Linked DNA regions of Homo sapiens: region 1 is linked to region 2. The links are chromatin contacts, found by Hi-C or POLR2A ChIA-PET in ENCODE. All regions are on one chromosome and are shown on one strand. Each heading gives the region's core, a stretch centred on a gene start or an enhancer-like site at or near the end of the contact. The rest is flanking DNA. Distances are from core to core; before and after follow the strand shown. Region 1 holds the start of PRPF40B (pre-mRNA processing factor 40B). Region 2 overlaps SPATS2 (spermatogenesis associated serine rich 2).

Evidence for each region. A loop is a pair of places that touch in the nucleus more often than their neighbours do. ChIA-PET counts read pairs that join two places held with the same protein, here RNA polymerase II (POLR2A). Pooled maps may share reads with other maps.
Region 1: a pooled map shows a loop between it and region 2 (5-fold over the local background). The contact joins the promoter of PRPF40B here to the enhancer-like site in region 2. A Hi-C loop is called at or near these places in 6 of 50 pooled maps. POLR2A ChIA-PET finds 5 or more read pairs at or near these places in 4 of 52 experiments (Caco-2, H1, HEK293T and 1 more).

The regions. Positions count from the first base shown.
Region 1 is chr12:49,619,512-49,625,767 of GRCh38, forward strand. PRPF40B (pre-mRNA processing factor 40B) reads left to right here and starts at 4,050. Exons shown (of 26, transcript NM_001031698.3): 1 at 4,050-4,082. The coding sequence starts at 4,080. It also overlaps a transcript of FAM186B not described here and the pseudogene HIGD1AP9. RefSeq lists silencers at 2,856-2,905, 3,766-4,265 and an enhancer at 3,096-3,185.
Region 2 is chr12:49,514,104-49,519,902 of GRCh38, forward strand. SPATS2 (spermatogenesis associated serine rich 2) reads left to right here. Exons shown (of 14, transcript NM_023071.4): 10 at 452-510; 11 at 4,970-5,079. Among named protein-coding and RNA genes, the nearest start is that of KCNH3, 22 kb to the right of the region's middle. Within about 2 kb of position 1,333, at least 3 of the 41 ENCODE cell types and tissues checked have a DNase peak (open chromatin) inside an H3K27ac peak, as active enhancers do.

The sequences.
Region 1 (6,256 bases), core at 2,800-5,299, 110 kb after region 2:
TCCACATGTGTGTGGCAGCCCAAGGCTTTGTTGAAGGAGCAATGACTGTTGGTATGGGCTATCATTCCATGTATCGGGAATTCTGGGCAAAACCTACACCGTAGAAGAAATGCTATCTTGGTTTTGTTGGAGGAGCTTACTTTAGTTAGACATCTCTTTTTTTTTTTTTTTTTTTTTTTTTTGAGATGGAGTCTTGCTCTGTTGCCCAAGCTAGAGTGCAGTGGCACAATCTTGCTCACTGCAACCTCTGCCTCTCGAGTTCAAGTGACTCTCCTGCCTCAGCCTCCTGAGTAGCTAGGATTACAGGTGATCGCCACCACGCCCAGCTAATTTTTGTATTTTTTTTTTAGTAGAGACGGGGTTTCACCATATTAGCCAGGTTGGTCTTGTACTCCTAACCTCAAGTGATCCACCCACCTCGGCCTCCCAAAGTGCTGGGATTACAGGCATGAGCCACCGCGTCCACATCTCATTATTGAAGCTACATATTAATGATTAAAATAAACTATTTGAGTGGGTTCAGCTGATAACACGGCATTGTGAATACTGGCCTTCTTTCTTGCAGGCTTGATTTGCCTGGTGACTGAATTACTAGTGACTAGTTTACTAACTAGGTCATTCAGGGGAGTCAAATTAACACAAAAGAAACATGTCACCTAAAAGATGGTGTTGAAATGTCCACCTTCTTAAACTGTTAGGATAAAATTAGTTCTAAAGAAGATAGCAAACCAACCCTGAAGTACTCCTAGTTTGCTGCAGAATCTTGCATGTTTTGGATGTTATATGAGTTCTATTTGCCCCAGTTAATTTAACTTTTTTCTGCCTGTCTTGTGGACTGGCTGGCTCTTTTAGAACTCTGTCAAAAAAGTGCATGGAGGCTGGGCGCGGTGGCTCACACCTGTAATCTCAGCACTTTGAGAGGCCAAGGCAGGTGGATCACGAGGTCAGGAGATTGAGACCATCCTGGCTAACACAATGAAACCCCATCTCTACTAAAAATACAAAAAAAAAAAAGTGCATGGAATATAACTTGTAAAACCTCCCACAGCTGAAAGTATATATGTGTATGTGTTTAAATCAAATCTAGGAAGCTTACAATAGAGCTGCATAGTAGTAGCATTTATTAAAGAATCATAACTGTAAACATGAGAATAACTTATGAATTCTAGTTTAGTTCTTTTGTAATTGTAGATATCTGTATTTGCTGCTGTAATATAAGGATAATTTTTAAATGTCATCTTGAAACAGAAACATGTATTTCAAGCACTCATGGAAGGTAACTGAAGAACACTTTTTAAATGGAGAAAATGTTATTTTCTCCGTAAGAATTGTAAACGTTAAACATATTACCTATAATGGAATTAATGATTTATAAGCAAGCTGGTTTGAACAGACATTATACACATGCTTTTCTATACTACAGAATGCCATTACACTTGTGAAATTCTCTTGTCTAACCTGAATTTACATTCCATGGTGATAACATGGTATATGTATTGTTATAAAAATAAGTGACCATGTCAAAAAAATAAAAAAAGAAAAGAAAAGCATAGAATATGGCAAATAAAAATCCCACAGAAGAGTGAGGCAGCCAGGCAAAGTGACTCACGCCTGTAATCCCAACACTTTGCCAGGTCGAGGCAGGCAGATCACTTGAGCTCAGGAGTTCAAGTCCAGCCTGGCCAGCATGGTGAAACCCCATCTCTACTAAAAATACAAAAATTCGCCGGGTGTGGTGGCGCATGCCTGGAGTCCCAGATACTTGGGAGGCTGAGGCAGGAGGATAGCTTGAACCCGGGTGGTAGAGGTTCAGTGAGCCACTGCACTCCAGCCTGGGCAACAAGAGCGAGACTCTGTCTCAAAACAAAACAACAACAACAAAAGAATGAGGCAAAGAACATGCCCAGGAGAATGAGAAAAGAGATGCCAGGTTGCCAGATGTGCAGCAAGGTGAGGGGATGAACAGTCAGATTGGAGAAGGTCAGCAGTCTCCAGCAGTGATGTCTTCAAGAAGATGAAATGGAGAGAATTCTCTGCTATATCTAGATATTCTGAGAGGAAATTTAAGCAACTGGGGGAAGAATTTGAGGTAGAGTTTGTGAGAAATACATAGAAAATAAATGATTTTAAAAAACAAGATTATTAATTCCAGGAAAAATAAAAGTTTGTGCAGGAAAAAACAGAAGGTCTCCCTGGGGAGGACAGACCCAAGGAGGAAGCTGGGCAGGGAATTCCAGGGTCCTAGGTATTCAGAATATGGTCTAATCCTGGGCAAGTGTGCTTTGCATGGGCAAATCCCCTTGGACCCCTTGCCCTGTGGGGAGGGCTGCAGCTGGGGGAAGGCCGGAGATGTGAAGGTAAATGCCAGAAGAAACAGCTAAAAGAGGTGAAAACGTTGCCTCCAGAGAGGGGAAGACGATGGGGGCAGGGCTCTGCTGTTTGTCTTAACAAATCTGGTACAATTATTCGATTCTATATGTGTGTACATGTTCTAAGAAATATTTCATTAAAGAAAAGAAAAGCATTTAAAAAATAAAAATGCAATTCATGAAAGTTCACGGAACCTCTGGACCACTTCTGCTATACTTAGAGATCTCAATAATAGTTTGAAAATCGCCCCAGCTGCGCTGGCATCGCGGCAGCCCCCGGGGGAAGGTGGGAGCGGTGGAGAGGCCGCCGGTGGTCCGTCCTCCTCCCCCCGCCCGCCCCCTCCATTCCCCTCTCCTGCCGCGGCGGCGGCTGCGGGCCGCGCGCCAGTCTCCTCACCCCACCTCCCCCAAAAGTTTGAAAACCACAGGACCCAGCGTGGGCAGTACAGGGAGACGTCGTCTCCAAAAAGTTACAAAATTAGCCGGGCGTTGTGGCACACGCCTGTAGTCCCAGCTACTCGGAGGCTGAGGGAGAAGGACCGGTTGAGACCAGGAGGCTGAGGCTGCAGTGAACCCTGATTGTGCCACTGCACTCCAGCCTGGGTGACAGATCAATACGCTGCCTCAAATAAGAAAAGAAAACCGCAGAGCTGGGCCTTCATTTGAGACCATGTGGGTATCATTTTGATTAAACCACAAAGCATTTTCTCTCTACAGCAGCCCACAAGGGTGAATCCCACTTCCTTTTCCTCCCAGGTGTCACCTCTAACTCTTCGTGTCAGGAGTTTTTCTACCTCTCCGGAGTTCTTTGGCTCTCAGGAACCTAGCACGGCATCACGCGAGTCCCGGCTCAGGTGAGGGGGGAATAAAGGGAACAGGAAGCGCCTTTTGCGGGGCTTTGCAGGCTGGCGGTCAGCGCCTTTCTGCACCCGTGTGCCTGGGGCCTGTCACTCTCCAGCCCCAAGGCCTTCAGCGCATTCCCCGCAGAGCTCCAGGTTACAGTTTCCTCAGCCGCACAGCAAGCATGTACCTCACATTTTTAACTTCTGTCAAAGAGTGGGCCCTGCTCTCATGAGTTCAGCGCTCAGTGGGAGCCAGGTCCCAAAAGTGAACTTCAGGGTCACGCGAGAAGCACGTGTACGCCCCACAAGGGCGTGATTTCGGGGATTTGTCTTTTTTTTTTTTTTTTTCCAAGCTGCTGTGTGCTCAGTCCCTGAGACAGACCCTGCCACCTCACAGGTGCTCAACAAATAGTTCTGGAGTTAACTAACTTAAAAGTACTGTAAAAGAGCTACACAGCAAATTAAATTCGCTGTGCAGCGCAAAGGCACCCTACACACTGCGTGAACGCTTCGGCTCCTGGAGCGCCGGCGACTGCGAAGCCAGGACGCAGGCAGCGGGGAGAGGCAGAGGCGCCGGCCCCCGACCGTCAGTCAGAGGCGGGAGCAGGCGTGCCCCGCCCCCCGGGGGGCGGACCCGGGACGCGGCGGCGCGGGGGCGGGGCCTGGTTCTCCGTGCCGGGGGGGCGGGGCCGGGACCGAACACACCGGGCCGGTTGGGGCCCCGCTCGCCGGCGGGAGCCACCGGAGCCCCGGCCACGAAGGGGTGCGACCCCCCGCCGGCCCCGCCCTCCCGGCTGCGGCCTGGCCAATCAGAGCGGCTCTTACTGGCGGGTGGGCTGAGCCGGCCCAGCTGCTCGGAGGCTCTGGCATGGTAACATCCCCGCGCGGGGGTGGAGGGGCTCGGGGCGGTCCCACAGCGCCCCCTGCGGCCCGGGCCGTGGCCGATGGGGCGGGGAGGCCGCTGGGGATAGCTGGGACCCCGGGGAGGGCGAGGGAGGCCAAGGGTGAGGGAAGAGAGCCCGGGAGGGGGGATGGGGGCGGGGACTGGGGGCGAAGGGGCGGGGGAGGCCATGATGGAGCCTGGCCGGGGGCGAAAGGTGCGAGAGTGGCGGGACTGGGTGAAGAGTGGGATTGGGAGAGGTGGGGGTGGGTTCGCGGAGAAAGATCGGGAAAGAAGAGAGAGGGCGGAGATGAGGGGACTGAGGGGACCAGGGGACAGGTGGGGACCAGTTTCCCCTCCTGGGATATTTGGTGTGCGACATGCCCTTCCCCCAGCCCCAGCGCCCGTTCCCTTTGGAAGCCTGGGTGCTCCTCAGACCACTTGGGGACTCCCTGCTTCACCTTCCTGCATTTGCAAGAGCTTGTCTCCTGAGGTGGAGAGGGGGCCTCTGAAGAAAGGGGCTCCCAGCCCAGGCCATCAACAAACTAACGACTCTGTGTGACCTTGGGCAAGTCACTACCTTTCTTTGGGCCTCAGATTTCCCATCAATTTTTTTAAAAAGGAAATGCATGAAAATTAAATCCCAGATCTCTTCCAGGGTCTAAATGAATAGGTTTTTGAGGAGGAAGTTTAGGAGAATGGGTTTGGTAGGGAAGCAAAGGAAAGGATGAAGATGGAGGCGAGGCCTTGGGCTGGGGCTGGAGAAATCCCCACGGGTGCGGGGGGATGGTAGACAGAAAGCCTGCCGGGCTGGGGCTGGCTAGCCTTATCCTGTTGGAGGGATGGAAGAACTCTAAGGAGAGGAGGAGGTTGAAACCTAACTCCACAATGATGGAGACCAAAAGTAACATTCGCTTCTTCAGAGGGAGAGTGATGAGATGGCAGGATCAGAAAGAAGCAACAGGGGCCGGGCGCGGTGGCTCATGCCTGTAATCCCAGCACTTTGGGAGGCCGAGGCGGGCGAATCACCTGAGGTCAGGAGTTGGAGACCAGCCTGACCAACATGGAGAAACCCTGTCTTTACTAAAAATACAAAATTAGGCGTGGTGGCCCATGCCTGTAATCCCAGCTACTCTGGAGGCTGAGGCAGAAGAATCACTTGAACCCGGGAGGCAGAGGTTGTGGTGAGCTGAGATCGCGCCATTGCACTCCAGTCTGGGCAACAAGAGCGAAGCTCTGTCTCAAAAAAAAAAAAAAAAAGCAACAGGAAGATACTTTCTAGTAAGGCAGATCTTTGGGGAGCAAGAGGAAGAGTAGGGCTGGTCCAGGAAAGTTGGAAACTAGGATGGTCTTTGAAACGGAAGGGCAGGTGCTGTTTGGGGCAGCTGAAGAAGGGCCGCAGGTAGATCACAGGGTAACCAGCTGGTCTCTCAGCCTTTTTTTTGATGATGGCTACCACTTTCTGAGAGATGTGCCTCCCAGCCTTCATCTTCAGGAAGTGGGAATGAGTCAGACCAAGCAGACCTTGGGAACACCTGGCTCGCTGAGGATTTCTGGATTGTGTAAGGATTGGGGTTAAAAAAGAAAAAAGGAAATGTATCTGAATGTAAGCAGTATCATCTGTGGCGCCATCATCCTTGCTGGGAGGCAGCTTTGTGAACTGGTTGAAAGCACAGGCTTTGGAGTCAGACTGCTTGGATTCCAAACCTGCCTCTCCCATTTAATGTCTTGGAACCTTGGTCAGGTTACTTAATCTCTGAACCTCAGTTTCTTTATCTGTAAAATGGGAATAATAACCTCTGAGATGGTTGCCAGGATTAAATGAGTGTTTGACACAGTATCTGGCTCATAATAAGTGCTCAGTAAATATTAGCTATTAGCTGTTATCATTCCCTCTTTCTGTTTTTTTTCCTACTGCCTCTCCATTCTTGTCCTTTTCTCCTTTTATTCTTCTGAGTGCTAAGTTCTGAGATGCCCCTTAGATGTGAAGTCCCAGAAGTATTGATTGCATCTTTGGTGGTGGGAAAGGGGTGGCCCCTCACTGGCCCAGGTGAACATATGATGATCAGATGATCAAGTGTCTCTTCATCATCTCTCAGCCCACAAATGTGTTTTTGTTCCAGGGAAGACACAGGATCTGCTTCTCTTTCAGCAACCATTTCTAT
Region 2 (5,799 bases), core at 83-2,582:
CCAAGATCGCGCCACTGCACTCCAGCCTAGGAGACAGCGAGACTCCGTCTCAAAAAAAAAAAAAAAAGTATGTGAGTACATACATGGTTAAGTAAGTAATTTCCACACGGACTTTTGCTTTAGCACAGCTTACTAAAAAATGTGTTTTGTAGCTTGCTACTGCCATCTGCTGGTTCTCAACTCTTAGACGTCTACAATTGGTGTACTGCTGCAATGTACCAATATTGCAATATAAAAGGGAATTGGGTCTATTTATTTTATTTATGGGAAAATCTTAAAATATTCTTTGTTGAGAGTAAGACATCAGAATTTGTATGTGATCCATACAATATTATTTTTTAGTATGCTTTTAGCAAACAAACTCACTGGTCTTTCTTTACTATTAATAATGTGCTAATTTTGTATTTGAGTTTCTGATCAAACTTTTTATTCCTTTGTCATCTTTTCCTAGTTTAATGGATCGAGAAGTGGCGTTGCTTGCTGAAATGGACAAAGTGAAAGCTGAAGCAAGTAAGATGATTGATCTTTAATTAAAGCTATTACCTTCATAAATAGTAGGTACCTACTTCCCAACCCTTATAACAAAAGTTCCATATAAATACCATAATAAGAGTTTATATATTTAAATAATCTTAAGCAGTTGCACTGTACTGGCATATGAATCCTTTCAGGTGAAATAACTTTAAAGAGCCTGTTTTAAAAATATTTCCAAATCTTAATATTTTGAATGCAGAGTTCAGTGTATAAGAGACTGCATCACGGTATCTGCCACCAGGTTTTTATTTTATTTTGTTTCTTCCTCTAGTGTTTAAGCAATTCCACTGGGATTTTTTCTACTTGGAAAAAAACCTTTAGCATAATCAGAGAAGACTTCATTAGGTTGCCTACGATTGTATGTGTATACTCCTATCATTACCTATCTCAGAACTTTCTTTGTTTTCTCAGTTTATAGAACAGTCTTCACTCAGTGTCTGTTATCAATGGGTAGGGGAAAAGTTAGAGAATTGAGGGTTCAAGATACCAGGTTTCTTGAAAGCTTACTAAAATAGATTCTGGAGGAATGAAGTCTAACTTTGGTGATTTGTGGGGTTTTGTACAGAAAAAACAGATACCTATTTTTTGATCATTTCTGTTAAGTGTTAGGTTAAACATACACAGCTACACGAAGACAAGGGAATACCAACTGCAACTTGTACAATGGCATTGATTTGAGGCATTTCGGTGGCAGGTTTTATCTTCCTGCATTGAACGCCAGATTAATTATTAGGAAAGTTGTTTATTTTAACCCACCCCCAAACTGGTAAGAATAGAAATGCTGGGCTAGGTCGAGATCATGACTCACAGTTAAATCACTTGTGTGTGTGGTCACGGGCCAGAGGATGCAGCTTTGAAGCACTGAAATGACTTCAGCTTTGGTCCATTTTAACTTGAAAATTTGAGAATGTAGCAGAGATGCCTTCCACTGTTTTTCAGAGGTGAGATTTCATTACATTGAGCAATATATTTTGAGTTTCTAAATTTGACATTTCAGTCCATTATTTTATCTGTATATTCTCTTTTTGAAAATGGAAATGCAGATAAACTAAAACCACTAAGAAGACATATTTCTTAGTTTTGAGAAGAAGGTCCTTTTAGGCCAGGCGTGGTGGCTCACGCATATAATCCCAGCACTTTGGGCGGATCACCTGAGCCCAGGAGTTTGAGACCAGCCTAGGCAACATAGTGAAACCTCGTCTCTACAAAAAATAAGAAATAAGGCTGGGCGCAGTGGCTCATGCCTGTAATTCCAGCACTTTGGGAGGCTGAGGCGGGCAGATCACGAGGTCAGGAGATCGAGGCCATCCTGGCCAACATGATAAAACCCCGTCTCTACTAAAAATACAAAAATTAGCTGGGCATGGTGGCACACGCCTGTAGTCCCAGCTACTCGGGAGGCTGAGGCAGGAGAATCACTTGAACCCAGGGGGCAGAGGTTGCAGTGAGCCGAGATTGCGCCACTGCACTCCAGCCTGGCAACAGAGCAAGACTCCATCTCAAAAAAAAAAAAAAAAAAAAAAAAAAAAATATATATATATATATATATATATATATATATATATATATATAAATCAGGCATGGGGTCATGTGCTACATGTAGTCCTAGTTAGTTGAGAGGCTGAGGTGGAAGGATCACTTGAGCCCAGGAGGTCGAGGCTGCAGTGAGCTGTGATTGCACCACTGTACTCCAGCCTGGGCGATAGAGCAAGACCCTGTCTTGAAATTAAAAAAAAAGAAGGTGCTTTTAAGAATATTAATACATCTTTTATATTAATAGAAAATTTTGGCCGGGTGCAGTGGGTCACGCCTGTAATCCCAGCACTCTGGGAGGCCGAGGCGGGCTGATCACGAGGTCAAGAGATCAAGACCATCCTGGCCAACATGGTGAAACCCTGTCTCTACTAAAAATACAAAAATTAGCTGGGCATGGTGGCATGCGCCTGTAGTCCCAGCTACTCGGGAGGCTGAGGCAGGAGAATCACTTGAACCCAGGGGGCAGAGGTTGCAGTGAGCCGAGATTGCGCCACTGCACTCCAGCCTAGCGACAGAGCAAGACTCCATCTCAAAACTAAAAAAAAAAAAAGAAAAGAAAAGAAAATTTCAGATAGCGAGGCTAATGTAACAAATTCCCATCACTCAGCTTCAACCAATTATCAATTTGTGGCCAATCTTATTTTATCAAATTCAGAGCTCAAAGTTTTACTTAACTTCATCAGTTTTATATCTTTAGCTCTTTTCTCCCTGAAAATCCTGGTTCTCAATGATATTACTCATTTACCAATGCTATCAAGAGTAATTACTCATTTACCAGTGCTATCAAGAGTTGCTTTTTGTTTTTTACATATTATAATTTTATTAAGTAACTGATAGGTTTGTAGTATTTCAATCTTTTCCAGTGTTGTATAATTAGGTCCTATGAGTTATCTGTTACGTGTAGAAAGCTTTTTATTCACCTCATTTTTGCCATTTTGAGAGCTATAATTTTGTCATAGAATCACTGAATGCTAGAGCTGAGAGAAACTGAAGTTGATACAAATGGCAAATAGGTTTTATCTTGGGACCTAAACCAATAGATCATTTGTAACTGTTGGGCTTTGGCGTTAAGAAACTTTTGTAGGCATGCTCCTGACTCCTGAGAAAGTGGGCCCTGATTGATTAGTGTGACTTGGGTCTAGGCAGCCCATGTGTGCATCTCTGTGGCAGTTGGGCTGAGTAAACTTGCTAAATACATCCAGCTCTCTGTAATACCTGGTGTAACTCTTTAAAACTTCTGTTTTTTTCTGACGTGAATTTGGCTAATTCCTCAGTGTGTTACAGGATTCTATGTATATCAGTTAGGGATTGAGTTTGACTACATGGAACAGAGTGGCCTAAATAAATGTGAGTGTCCTTTTTTCTCAGAAAATGAAAAGTACAGAGGTAAGCAACCCAGGGCTGGCAGGACATTTCCCAGATGACATTAGGGACCCAGGATCTTCTGTTCTTCTGCCCAGCCATTCTGAGAGTATGCTTATGGTCAAAAGACAACTCCCTAGGCTCCAGTCGAGAAGGAGTAAAACGTTACATGCTAAGACTCCCTTAAAACGCTTTCCTGTAAAGCCTGCCCTTTGAGTTCTGCTTATATCTCAATGGGGAAACTATATCACATGGCCGTTTCATCTGTAGCAAAGCCAGAAAATATAGATTTTTTTTTTACCCAATTATGTTGGTACCCAACAACATTGGATTTCTGATAGCCCTGAATGTTCCTGAATGTAGTTGGAAAGACTGTGTTCCATCAGCTAATGGTCTTTGCTACAGTCCTCCACTACCCAGTATCCCTCTTTTTTCCAAAATGAGAATATGTTCACCACCTCCTCAATAGCAATACCTCCAAAGTCTCATCTAGTTAGTTAATATTCAGCTGAAAGGCCAGGTCTTCAGAGTGATTTCAGATCTTCCAAGGATGGGGTCTCATAAATTAAAAGAAAGGCTAAATGCCCCCTTCTCCCATATTACATAGTTGGAGAAAGAAAAGGATAATTATAGTAAAAATTCCCACTTGGAAAAGCAATGATCAAATCTTGCTGGATGGGAAGGAATAGCAGAGTCCCTTCCCTGGTAGTAGAGAACATTCGTTGGGTGGTTTATCTGCTTCCTGGGAGGATTTCTTTGGTTTTGTTTCCACTGTAGCCCCTGTCTCTCTGGGAGATTTTTATTGTATGTTCTCTGCCATGACCATATCCAAGTTATATATCAGAAAGCATGCCAGAGAAGGTGGTTCTTAAAAGGGTGTAACAATCTAAATACCCATCACTAGGGAACTCGGTAAATAATTGTGGTATATCCACATACTGGGTGGCTGTTAAACAGAATGAAGGTGATCCAGATGTATTAATAGGGAATAAATTTAAAGATATATTAAGTAAAAATAGCTAAGGTAAAAGAAAGACCATGTGTATGATATACTTCCATTTGTGAGAAGGGAAAAAAGAGAGCTACATATGTATGCATGTTGTATGTACATACACAATATTTGGATGTGTACGTAAGAAATGGTGAACAGTCGTTTCCCCTGGAGAGGAGACCACAAAATCAGAAATAAGAGAGATGCTCTTTTCATTTTATACCCAACTTACTCTAGATGAATATTTTTTATTATGTGTACATATTTCCTTTTTAATTTATATGCATCTTGATAAAATTTTTTTGACTGGAAGGAGAAATAACAATGATTTATGAGTGTTTGTGATTTATAAAAAATATTTACCACTTAACTGCCTTCAGAGACCCAATGGAAGGTAGAGACCAGACTTTTGATATTTTCATTTTCTGGGTGGATAGGCAGCTAAGCCTTTGGCTGACCAAATACCTACTGCAAGGCTTATATTTCTAGTTCTTCTTTATCCTATTTAGCAGCAACATAAGGTTCACACTCACTTTTCCTCTACAGTGGAAATTTTGCTCAGCCGACAAAAGAAGGCTGAACTTCTAAAGAAGATGACTCATGTGGCTGTTCAAATGTCAGAGCAGCAATTGGTTGAGCTCAGAGCTGATATCAAGGTAAAACTTCTTTCTGCTTTCTGCCTTTCTTCTTATCCTCAGGGGCTAAAGTAAGAAATTTTCATAATTCATGGCCATATCTAATATATTAAACTCATGATCTTCCTTTCCCAAACCTGGCCCTCTTCCAAGTCCCTTTCTCTGTAAGTGGTATTATCATCTACCCAGTTGTCCCAGCTGGAAACCTTAGGAAATTTCTCCATTTCCCACCTTAAATCTGTCAGCACACTCCATCCATTTGACTAAATCTCAGATCTGACCTTATCTCTTCATCTCCACCACCACCATTATGATCAGGTTACCACCATCTCTTGCCTGGACTTCTGTAAGAGCCTCTTAACTGGTTCTGTTCATCCATTCTGTCTCTGCCCCACCCGCCCCACCCTCCATGTATGTTCCCCACACTACAGCAGTCTGCTTCAAACTTTCTGTTGCTTTTAGGATGAATACTATAATCCTTAATCCGGTCTGAAGGACTGTGCAGTCTTGCTCTGCCATTACCCTCAGTTCATACCATCCCCCCGGTCCTCTGCCCTCAAGCAGAGGCTGGAGGCTTCTACACTCCACAGACACACCTGCTTTTCCATCTGTCCAAATGCTCTTCTCCCTGCCTCCAACTACAGTTACCACTATTTTTTTTTTTTTTTTGAGACAAAGTCTCGCTCTGTCACCCAGGCTGGAGTGCAATGGCGTGCCATCTCGGTTCACTGCATCCTCCAC